Regions from separate parts of the Homo sapiens genome. Here regions 1 and 3 are each linked to region 2. A link is a contact called in ENCODE Hi-C data. All regions are on one chromosome and are shown on one strand. Each heading gives the region's core, a stretch centred on a gene start or an enhancer-like site at or near the end of the contact. The rest is flanking DNA. Distances are from core to core; before and after follow the strand shown. Region 1 overlaps ARID5B (AT-rich interaction domain 5B). Region 2 overlaps LOC105378327 (a long non-coding RNA gene). Region 3 overlaps ARID5B (AT-rich interaction domain 5B).

Region 1 (3,697 bases), core at 1,179-3,678, 670 kb before region 2:
GCTGTCAGTTGAAGCTCAGAATGTTAATAATTTATCCTCTCATTCACTATCCATGATTCATCACTGCAATATTTTCATATTATATTCTTAGGGTACAACCTACAAGCTAGGGGAAAACATTAGCAATTTTAGATTGCAAATGATAGAACCTTTCCATGAAAATGTCAACTTTTTGCCTAGTTATATTCATGGTTGCAAATGGGGCTAGTGTGGTTAATCAAATTGTTTCATATAAAACAATTTCTCCTGAAGGCAATGTTAGTGGTGGATTTCACAAAATCACAGAATTCACCTTGGGAGAACTTTGTGGCTGAATAAAACTTCTGTCACATCTCTGTCTGGGGAGTGAAGGTAGGGCAATTTTATCTAGAATCTGTACTACACCTAATAGGTTCAGTGTTTGGCAGGAGATATACTGATAATCATTATTCCCCCACCCCACCTTCAAAAAAACCTATAAATTGGGCTACATGTCAAGTGCCTAAATGTTCTGCTGGGAAATAACCTGAGTAATAGGATCTTAATTAAGAACTGATGGATAATTTTTGTGGAGATGCTACCCCCTGCCAAAATCTGCATGCAGAATTTTATATGTAAACACACATTTTCTTGGGAGACCATTCATAGCATTCATCTGATTCTGAAAGGTATTGATGATGATTTTAAAGGTTATGATATACCCTTTTAAATGCCCAATTACCAGTTACTGTTCTCCCCAAGAAGCCACTCAGGCATCTCAGCTAAGTTTTATTTACTGTATTTTCCTAATAGTTCATGCACGTGTGATAGGGAGGACAGGTGGTTGGTCACCTAGTCTAGTGGGGCTATAACTTGGGAGGGCAGCATGGATGACTTTGAGAATCCAAAGAACCCTATGGACTGTCTACCCAGAAAACGTTTACATCCACAAAATTTGAATGACATTTGAGGACACTCATGAACAGCCCCCTCCTGAAGTTGGTCCATGAACTCCTTGTTAAGGACTGCTGGATGATTTCCTTTAAGAACACAGAACCATTATGCTGTGAAGAAGGAAAACAAGGATGATGTGTGTCTACCCGCTTGGTTGGTGGGTTTCCTCTTTCAGATTGGAGGGTTTCTTTTTTCATGAATGTGTAGGAAGGAAGGGCATGACTGTCTTATTTCATATATTTTTCTTTTATATTTTCAAATTATAAATTTTGACAACAGGAGACAATAGGTAATATTCATTCTCTACTGTCTGGACAGCATGGAAATACTACGTACAGTAATGTCTTCAGTAGTTACTTTCTCTTTAGAAAGCTCCAAGGAAGCTCACAACAGTAGGAAGTCCTACTGAAACTCCTTTTGGTAAAGTGGAGCACGTTTTGTAATGGAAACACATTTTCTATGGCTTAATTTTTATATATAGGGTTTTCATAAAATGAGACTTGCCTAAGGATTCTTTTGGAAGCCTTTTGCCTCTTTTAACAGCAATGTGTTTATTATAGGAATCAGTCTCCTGCTCACTTATAAAATATTCTAAATATTCACTTATAAATATTCTAAATATTTATAAGATTATGAGTTTTGTCTTTTAAGTAGGGAGTTCTGCATATTGTTTTTGGCCAAAATGTAGCCTGCCTCCTTGAGCATGAGTTGAAGCCCAAGATGAGAAGCCCTTTTTTTTCCCCTCTGACCAAGATCTCATCTGCCATTTACTAGATTAGGCTACTTGAAGGGAAGGAAATGAGGGCCCCCTTCTTTTAATCCAGGACATTGTTAGGTATATCATAGGTGCTCCGTAGGTATGTTGGATGAATGGATGGATGATTAGACCTTAAATCTTGTACTTGGCAGCAACATAATGTAGTGGTAAGGGACTAAAAGTCTGGCAGACATAGACTAGCACTCTGGATCCCCAATCTCTAGCTTTATGCCCTTCGGCAAGTTGTAGAGTATCAGTTTTCTCATCTGTAAAATGGGTATAATAAATCTATCTGATAGGGATACTGTAGGATTTAATAACATATAGAATCCCAGGTGCTTATGGACATTTTTCTGGTGCCATAAAGCACTTGATACATGGTAGCATTATTAAACTCTTAAGCCTTAAATCAGGATATCCTAGACTTTAGTCATTTATAAAGCAACTTTATAGTTCTTGCCATACCAATAACACTGTTTTATTATTTACTTAATTTTTCTTTAAATTAATTGCTTTTTAATTTAAAGAACTTTAAGTAGGAAATTTTATATCATCACTGTAAATGGAAAACCTGTATCACTTGCTATAATTAATGGTGAAGGTAAATATATAATCCTTAAAATAAAAAATATGTTTATCCATGTACCACCTAACATTGACTTGGGTACCGCTAGTGTATACCACAGTTAAGTCATTTCCTTTGAGGCTTTTCTCTTGGGCAACAGCCTAACCTAGGTTATCGATAGCTTTGAGACCTTCTGAGACCATGCAAGCCTCGTGTCAACAACAAGCTAGAAAGGGTTGGAACCGGTTGCGCTGAATTAATCTATAGGCTCAGAAGTGTAACTGCCACACAGATGTGAAGTCTGAAAATAACCCACCGTGCACCTGCCCTTTTCGCGTGTCAGTTACAGTGTTAACTGAGCACCAGAGGATGAAATGCTGTAGGAACAGTAAAGGCATGAATCTTACCTTCCAGATGCTCAGACTCTTATCAGTGGTTTGATACCTAGCCCCTTGATTGGGCTTGGGGACCTCAGTGTCTCAATTCTGGGCAATTTCTTTCTTTCTTTCTTTCTTTTTTTTCTGAGATGGAGTTTCACTCTTGTTGCTCAAGCTGGAGTGCAATGGTGCAATCTCGGCTCACTGCAACCTCTGCCTCCCCGGTTCAAGTGATTCTCCTGCCTCAGCCTCCCAAGTAGCTGGGATTACAGGCACTCACCACCACACCTGAATAATTTTTTGTATTTTTAGTAGAAACAGGGTTTCACCGTGTTAGCCAGGCTGGTGTCAAACTCCTGACCTCAGGTGATCCGCCAGCCTAGGCCTCCCAAAGTGCTGGGATTACAGGCGTGAGCCATCGCACCCGGCCTTCTCGGCAATTTCTGAATACAGATCTTAGCAGGGTGAGGGAAACGGTAATTGTTATTACTACCAACTGGCCCCAAACAGTTATTGCATAACGTTGCACAACTGAGTCCTGGGTAAAATGAGCTTCTTCAGAAATTGCCTCGCCAAAGGTGATTTGCCAAGGTTGAATCCTTCGGATTGTCTGCATTGGAACAACCCCCTTGCCCAAGCACTGAGCTTAAGCTAGATAAAAGGAAATAAACACTGCTTTAAAAGGGAGTGCACTTTAGCAGCACACAAAAAACAAAGGTGAAGGCTCACATCTGTGTTGCATTGCATAATTGATAAAAGCTGAAGCACCATTAGAAACAGCCTCATCATCCATACTCCTCTCCTAATCATTTAAATATGTACAGCATGTTTTAGGATGCTTGTTAATGACTCTACGGGCACGTTGGTAGTCAGAACATTACATGTGGGTTTGAGAAATAGGCCTGGATCATTTGCCAGACAATCTAATTCTGACAGTGTAGTGAAGGCCATCTTCAATTTGACTGTGCTCCACTCTGTTATGCTGTGAAAGAAAAAGATAATTCAGCTGAGCATTCTGCCGTTGGCTAGAAACACCGCAGTTCTGAATACAAATATTATGCAGGTAAATGAATCATTAAAAGAATA
Region 2 (3,834 bases), core at 600-3,099:
AAAGTGGCTCCCAAGTAATTGAGAGACAAAGTGAAAAATGAAGTTGCATGTAATTTACATGCTTAGACTCAGTCCATATACGGATAATCAAAGGCAGCGAGGAGGAGAAGGAATATTGAGGAACCGCTAGTAATGCTTAAAAAAAAAACAAACAGGCCGGGCGCGGTGGCTCACGCCTGTAATCCCAGCACTTTGGGAGGCTGAGGCGGACGGATCACGAGGTCAGGAGATCGAGACCATCCTGGCTAACACAGTGAAACCCCGTCTCTACTAAAAAACACAAAAAATTAGCCGGGCGTGGTGGCGGGCGCCTGTAGTCCCAGCTACGCGGGAGGCTGAGGCAGGAGAATGGCGTGAACTCGGGAGGCGGAGCTTGCAGTGAGCCGAGATCGCGCCACTGCACTCCAGCCTGGGCGACAGAGCGAGACTCCGTCTCAAAAAAAAAAAAAAAAAAAAAGAATTTGAGTGAGAGATCAGGAGTTTTCCTGTGGTTGTAGAGAGAACCAAGAATGTTTGCCTGGAGAAGAGAAGACTTGGAAAGCCATGGTATCATTCTTCTAAAGTTTGAAGAGCCCTTGTGTAGAAGAGGAAGTTGACTCTCTTTTTTTCTCAAGGGATAAACAGGACCAATACATGAAAGCGAGAGAGAGAACAAGTTGGGCTCAACAGGAGGAAGGTCTTCTTAATTACTTGAGTGGCTCCCAAAATGGAATGGACTGACTGCTGGGTCCCTAGTTCTTGAAGGGTTCCAGCAGGAGCTGGGAGCCCATGTAAATACAATGGTATTGGGGGCAGGGAGAAATTGTTTGCAGTGCCTCTCTGATTCTCTTTAAGATTTAAACATTTTTTTACCAAGCTATAGAATTTCTATCCTTATTTTCCCTGAACATTAAAATAGACATAATGTCATTTACCACTCCCATCACATGGACTACTCCTTATTAAAATATTAAAGAAATGAAATTTGCACCTATGCTATATAGATAGATGGATAGATAGATAGAACCTTTGAATATTGAAGTTAAAGAAATATGGAGCAAACCTATTTGTTCTCAACTTTCTGAAATAACTTTAACATCAACTATGTAGGAGAAAAATCTCTAAATATATCTTTCAACTCTTTACCTTTTTTTTAAAATAATATGGACCCTCTCAAAGACATGATAGAAGTACTCAGTGTGAGTTATATGGGTCAAATCCTTCAGAAATCCTGATTTATAATAATGCATTATTAAAACTGATACTATCAAAACTTCTATTTTGAGGATCTGCATGTCATCTATGACCCTAACAGCCTCCTAAGAGATAGATATTCTTAGTATTCCCATTTTACAGAAGAGAAAATTGAGGTTCAAAGGGGTCAGGAAACTTGTTCAAGGCCACCCAGCTAAATGTAGAGCTGTCTGACTCCCCAGCCCCTGCTCTTTCCACTGTGTCATACTCTTGGCCACTTCCTGTCTTGCTTGAACAAACATAGTTCAGGCAAAACGTACAAGCAACGATGACGTGCCACTGTTACACCTCCCAATTAAAACCTATAATTTCCGAGTCTGAACTGGAAATCCTTTGGCTCTGTGCTTTTGTCTGGCCTGCTCAGGAAAATGTTTATTTTGAGATGTGCACCTCTCAGAGCGGTTGGATATTTTCGGTGGCCCATTCACACATGGGCCACATTGAACTGAAGGTATAGAGCAGTGGCTTCACCCCACAACTGCAACAGCCCCGGCCCTGCCCTGCTCCCGACTTGGGGTCTGTTTCAGTGAGGGTGTTAAGGCTATTAGTAGGTCCATGGAGACTATAAATAGAGCCCTGGGCTTCAGCCAGCTCAGTGTGTTTATGTTTTTGGGTTGCGCTGCAACTGTTGTTGGTAATTATAGACGCGTGGGTGTGCATGGGTGCTGATGAACAGTTCCTCCTCCTGGTTTCCTCTTTGCACAAGACCAACACTGGGGGTGTCTGAACTCACAATCCCATCATAAGGTCCCGTGTGTCCAGTCACTGCTGTATTTCCTGGCCAAACTGAAATGACCAGGGGGGCTGAAAGATGTCAAGGTATTCCATGTCATCATTAGGGTCACCACCTGTGTCGTCAACGCTTTCTTTAAAAGAAATAAAGTGACATCATGTTTCATAGTCTTTGCAGACAAATGAGAAAAGGATTTATGGGTCTAATTGAAATGATGATTCCTAAGGGAACCTAGTGGAATGAGGAGTACATCGAGTCCAGTAAATTGCCGTGATCTGTAATGTTAGCTCTGAAAGGGCTACATTCTCCTTTAGATGTCCCAAAGGTATGTGCAATCTTTCACCAGTGAAGAGGGTGGGGTCACCTCTTCCTGCTTTTCTTTTGAGTCTCTGGTGATCCAAGTGAAGGTGGTGGTCACAGCCTGAGGCTGCTCCCTGAGCTGACCATCGGCTACCAGAACAGTCAAGTATGTCCAATTCTAACCCATCTATTGAACTTGGGCTGTGCCAAAGAGACACCAGTAGAGTAGAAGTAGCTGATGGAAATCAGGAAAAAAATGCTGCCATCTTTTTTTTTTGAGACGGAGTCTCGCTCTGTCACCCAGGCTGGAGTGCAGTGGTGCGATCTCCGCTCACTGCAAGCTCCACCTCCTGGGTTCACGCCATTCTCCTGCCTTAGCTTTCCGAGTAGCTGGGACTACAGGCATCCGCCAGCACGTCTGGCTAATTTTTTTTTGTATTTTTAGTAGAGACGGGGTTTCACCGCATTAGCCAGGATGGTCTTGATCTCCTGACCTTGTGATCCGCCTGCCTCGGCCTCCCAAAGTGCTGGGATTATAGACGTGAGCCACTGCACCCCGCCAAATGCTGTCATCTTAAAGGTACACACTTGGGAGGACTTTCTTCTCCACTACCTAACCTTACCCTATGCCTTTGGGTGATGGTGGCAGAAAGTCAGCTGGTGGGAAAGAGAAAGTGGGAAGATTTAGGGGGTTGGTCCAATTCTATTTTACATGCCCCATCTTGTCCTACTATTGTCTTCACTTATTTAGTTCATCTGCCCTGATGACAGGCTAAGTAGGTTCAGACTGTTTAGCGGGCTGGAATAACACAGTACCTGGAGTCAAGAGAAAAATACCCAAGTGGTGGCCACCTAGGAAGTTTGACCAAAAAAAAATTTGGTGCCATTCCTCTTAACCCCAAATATGACCCCCTACGAACTGGCCCATTCAAAAGGATCAAGGAGTGGCAGATAATTCTTTACGTCCACAAGGCTGAGCACATGGTAGGTGTTCCTTAAATATTTGCTAAACTGATCTATTTGGAGTCCTTGATTTTCATGTGTTAACTCTCTTACAGCCCACACTTTCAATACTACAGATACTCCTGCCCCTAAATTATTTCATGCATACTGAGTTCAAGAGTTCATTCATTAGCTGACCGAAGAACACTGGGTGCTTTCCCATAAAGAGCTGCACAAAACTGTTCAGTTTAACAGCAGTACCATGTTGGTAATGGGAGATTCATGTAATTGTCTGAATATGTAATTGCATTTAACAAAAATGACTGGGAAACAGGGAAAGAAAGTGCTGGTATTAGTGAAAATAAGCAGAGAGGTCTCATCAATTTAATAAAATTAAGACAAAAATAGAAATCATCAAGTGTGCTATAAGTGGCAAGTCTTTAGCCTCAATTGGATGCTCAATGGAGGATGGTTGATTGTGTGTTCAATTATGAAGACAAAGAACAAATTAAAGAGCATGGTGAAATTCTGGAACTGTATTGTCAAATATAGTATCCAAAAGGCAAGCCGTAGTCAGCATTTCTATAACTATTTTTTAAATCTCTGGGAATCCTCCTACCCCTTAA
Region 3 (3,714 bases), core at 580-3,079, 640 kb before region 2:
AGAGATTCTAGGAGGATTGAATGAATCTAAGCACATGAAAGGGCTTTATAAATTTGGGAGTGTTATACAGATGAGTGATTATACCATGCATAATAAACTATTTGTAATTATACAGTGTTAAGCTGGCTGTGTGTGCTGAGAAGGAGAGCTGAAGGGAGCAGGGCAATTGCTGTAATCAACATTCGGGTGTGTTATGTCCCCAAAATGTGATCAGGGAAACACTAACTTGTTGAGGTGAGCCATGAATGACAAAAAAGTGGGGGAGGGTGAGGAAGCGGATGGGAGAGGATTTCATGGTAAAATAAAGTCAGAAAAAGCAGCATCTTCCCCCCTGTGCATTAAAATGTCCATTAGCATGTTAAAGGCTCCAAGCTGTTTGTGTAACTTTTTGTTAAACTCAGTGTTTCCCGTGCTGTGGTGCCCCTTTTCCACATAACCCTTGGTAACATACTCCCTTCTTTCTCAAGGAACTAGTGTTCCTTGGCATACTTTGGAAAACAGCTTGCAAAGCAATAATCAGACAAGTACCTACGGGGCGTTCACTGTGTGCTACATTAGCCTGACTACTTTGCATCTTTTAACTACTGTTAAAGACCCCCCAGGAAGTCACTGTTCTTAAGTCCATTTTACAGTTTGGGAACCCAAGGCTTAACAAAAGGAACCAAAGGAAGACTATAGAGATGGGGTTAGGGTGAAAAGAACCATGAAGACATCTGGGCACTAGTAAGAAGCAAGAGGAAGACATAGTGCTACCTGGTGAAAGCTGCCGTCAGGGTGGAGCTGTGGCCTTGGCCAGAGCTGCCAGGCCAAAGCAGAGATGGGGCAGAGAAGAAATATGACAACTTCTCACTCTTTCCCACATGCGATCTGTTAGGTGTCTCCCATTGGCTGAACAAGCAGAAGCCAGCCAGCCCATGAGGGAGCCCAATGATACAACATTCAGGGGTCACAGAGCAAGGAAGAAAGAATGGGTAATAGATCCGGGAGTAGGATGAGAACAGAGGGACAGTGAATAACCAGAAAAAGAACCAACATTAATTAAAAATCTATCATGTGCTTCGCTTGTTTCCAGGGTGTTAGGAATTCAGACATGCTACAGACCTAGCTCCTGCCCTTCAAAGAACCCATATTCTGGAAAGGAGAGTCCAGCTTGAACAAGTAAATGCAGCCAAGTGTTACAGAGTAACTGTATCTTAGAAATTAAGCTGATATTCGTGATCCAAAATAGCAGATTTCTGGCAGCAAGACTATATTCTCTAGATCAAGGGTCAGCAGAGCCAGATAGTAAATATTTTAGATTTGTGCACCATAAGGTCTCTGAGGCAAATGCACCACTCTATAATCACACAACTGTGCCGTCGTAGTGTAAAAGCAGCCAAAGACAATATGTAAATGAATGTGCATGACTATGTTGTAATAAAACTTTATTTACAAAAACAGGTGTTGGGCTGAATTTGGCCCATAGTTTGCCAACCCTTTCAAACAGAAATAACCTTAAAGAAATATCTGAGAGATACCCAGAAACAGGGATCTGTAGCACTGGTAACTCATGGTATGAAACCACAGAACTATCACTGGAATTAATATAGTAGTCACGAGCAATTTGTTTATTGTCTTTTATGAGAAAAGAGAGGTAGGTTTGGATGTTAGAGATTGGGGAAAAGGGGATATTTGCTGTGGAAATGATTTTCAGCAGATGGTAGGTACTTTGGGAAAGGTGGCTAAACTAGAGCCATCCTCCTCCTGTCTTACATCAGCTTACTCAGTACTAACCCTGTACAAAAAGGAAGTAAAACAGAGCACATCTGTATCATCAGCTTTCAATGATGTTCTTCCATGGTGCACTGTGACAGCACATTAGAAGGTGCCGGAGTTTTTATATGACTGCTTTGCCGTGAGATTAAATAGTGGTTTCAGTTTCCAGTAGGTTTCATAAGTATCTCTTTCAGCTGTTAAATTACTTTTAGTAATGTGCACACTAGAAAAAGAAAGAAAGAAATATCCATTCTGAACAACTGGGTGTCATGACAGAAAACAGAGCAGATGGTTTTGTGGACATGGCACCAAGTGAACCTGTAGCTGGTTACAGCAGAAGGATATGTTTAACCCAGAGGAGAGGGCTCTCACCAGGTCTTAACAGTTGAAGCTTTTAAGAGATTATTATTTTACTTTGAATTGATTTTTGTTATTCACCAGAAACCAAAGGTGGCAAGCGAGAATCTCTACTAAAATAACTATACTTGCTAACTTTGGGTCTTTGTTGGGGCTTTGGGGTATCAGAACAATGAAATAACAGGCACTGTGAGGCTTTTCCTCCTGTTCTGTTCTCCTCTCCTAGCTATATTTCAGAACATCTTATCTCAAGATAGTTGGCCAAAAGGAACCTGTACACAGAACAACCTCATTTTTCCCAAGTGCCTCTTCGGACCCAGGACACAATGATTTTAAAATTTCTTTTCAGGCAGACGCTCTAAAGAGAGCTATGCTGTTCAATAAGGTAGCCACTAGCCACCTGTGACAACTAAGCCCTTGCAATGTGTCTTGTCCACTTCAAGAGATGCTATAAATGTAAAATACACACTATATTTTGAGAGCTTACTATGAAAAAATAATGTAAATATGTCACTAGTAATCTTTTTTTTTCTTTTACTTTTTTTTTTTTTTTTTGAGTCTTGCACTGTCGCCCAGGCTGGAGTGCAATGGTGCAATCTCGGCTCACCGCAACCTCTGCCTCCTGGGTTTAAGTGATTCTCCTGCCTCAGCCTCCCAAGTAGCTGGGACTACAGGCATGTGCCACCATGCCTGGCTAATTTTTTGTATTTTTAGTAGAGACGGGGTTTCGCTGTATTAGCCAGGATGGTCTCGATCTCCTGATCTCAAGATCCGCCCACCTCAGCCTCCCAAAGTGCTGGGATTACAGGCGTGAGCCACCGTGTGCGGCCAGTAATCACTTCTATTGATCACATGTTAAAATAATATTTTGGATATACTGGGTTAGATAAAATAGCTTACTAAAGTTAATTTCACCTGTTTTCTGTTTACATTTTCAATGTGTTAATTACAAGTTGGCTCACATTGTGTTTCTATTGAATAATGCTGCTCTAAAAGATTTTTGAAAAAAATAATCCATGTATTCCTTTGCCCAGTTTTAAGTGGACATCTACATTTTTAATCATGTTTTGAATAAATTTTGTGTTAATAAGTAAAAAATGTTAAACATGATAGGAAATGAAATAAGATGGTGATTAACTATAATTAGAAGACATATTACATATGATTTGATAAAAATCTGAAGTTTAAATCTGTGTTTAATAAAGCACAACAGTTCTAAAATAAATTATCTAAAATTTTTATGCATAGGTTTATGCAGTTTATGTCAAAAAATCTGGTAGCCTTGCCGTGCATTCCAGCTACACTTTAATGGATCAGCATCGTTAACCTTTATTAGTTTGGCTTTTCTGAATTTAGAGCATCATAACACAGGCCAAAGTACTCTATTTCTAATGCTAAGCTTCCTCTTGAACAGAACTATGTGCAAAAAGGGAAAGATCAAAAGGCTATGGCTTGAGGTTCCTTGATAGATCAATAAGGAAGCATCTCCAAAACCAATACTTTGATTTGACTCTTTAGTGCTCATAATAGGACTAGGGATGGAGGATGGGTGAAGAAGGAGATGGGCTGTTCTGATTGCTGGCTCATTCTTGGGCAGATGCA

What was found. Hi-C counts contacts between places; a loop is a spot of excess contacts on that map. Pooled maps may share reads with other maps.
Region 1: a loop to region 2 is called in a pooled map, with 3 times the contacts of the local background. The contact joins two enhancer-like sites. A Hi-C loop is called at or near these places in 4 of 37 single-sample maps with no recorded cell type and 3 of 50 pooled maps.
Region 3: a map with no recorded cell type shows a loop between it and region 2 (5-fold over the local background). The contact joins two enhancer-like sites. A Hi-C loop is called at or near these places in 5 of 37 single-sample maps with no recorded cell type and 9 of 50 pooled maps.

The regions. Positions count from the first base shown.
Region 1 is chr10:61,959,008-61,962,704 of GRCh38, forward strand. The region is part of intron 3 of ARID5B (AT-rich interaction domain 5B); the gene reads left to right. Among named protein-coding and RNA genes, the nearest start is that of ARID5B, 59 kb to the left of the region's middle. Within about 2 kb of position 2,429, at least 4 of the 41 ENCODE cell types and tissues checked have a DNase peak (open chromatin) inside an H3K27ac peak, as active enhancers do.
Region 2 is chr10:62,630,807-62,634,640 of GRCh38, forward strand. All of the region lies in intron 1 of LOC105378327 (a long non-coding RNA gene), which reads right to left. Among named protein-coding and RNA genes, the nearest start is that of ADO, 170 kb to the right of the region's middle. RefSeq lists an enhancer at 1,499-1,668. Within about 2 kb of position 1,850, at least 14 of the 41 ENCODE cell types and tissues checked have a DNase peak (open chromatin) inside an H3K27ac peak, as active enhancers do.
Region 3 is chr10:61,986,287-61,990,000 of GRCh38, forward strand. All of the region lies in intron 3 of ARID5B (AT-rich interaction domain 5B), which reads left to right. Among named protein-coding and RNA genes, the nearest start is that of ARID5B, 86 kb to the left of the region's middle. RefSeq lists enhancers at 1-637, 637-776, 1,877-2,126. Within about 2 kb of position 1,830, at least 7 of the 41 ENCODE cell types and tissues checked have a DNase peak (open chromatin) inside an H3K27ac peak, as active enhancers do.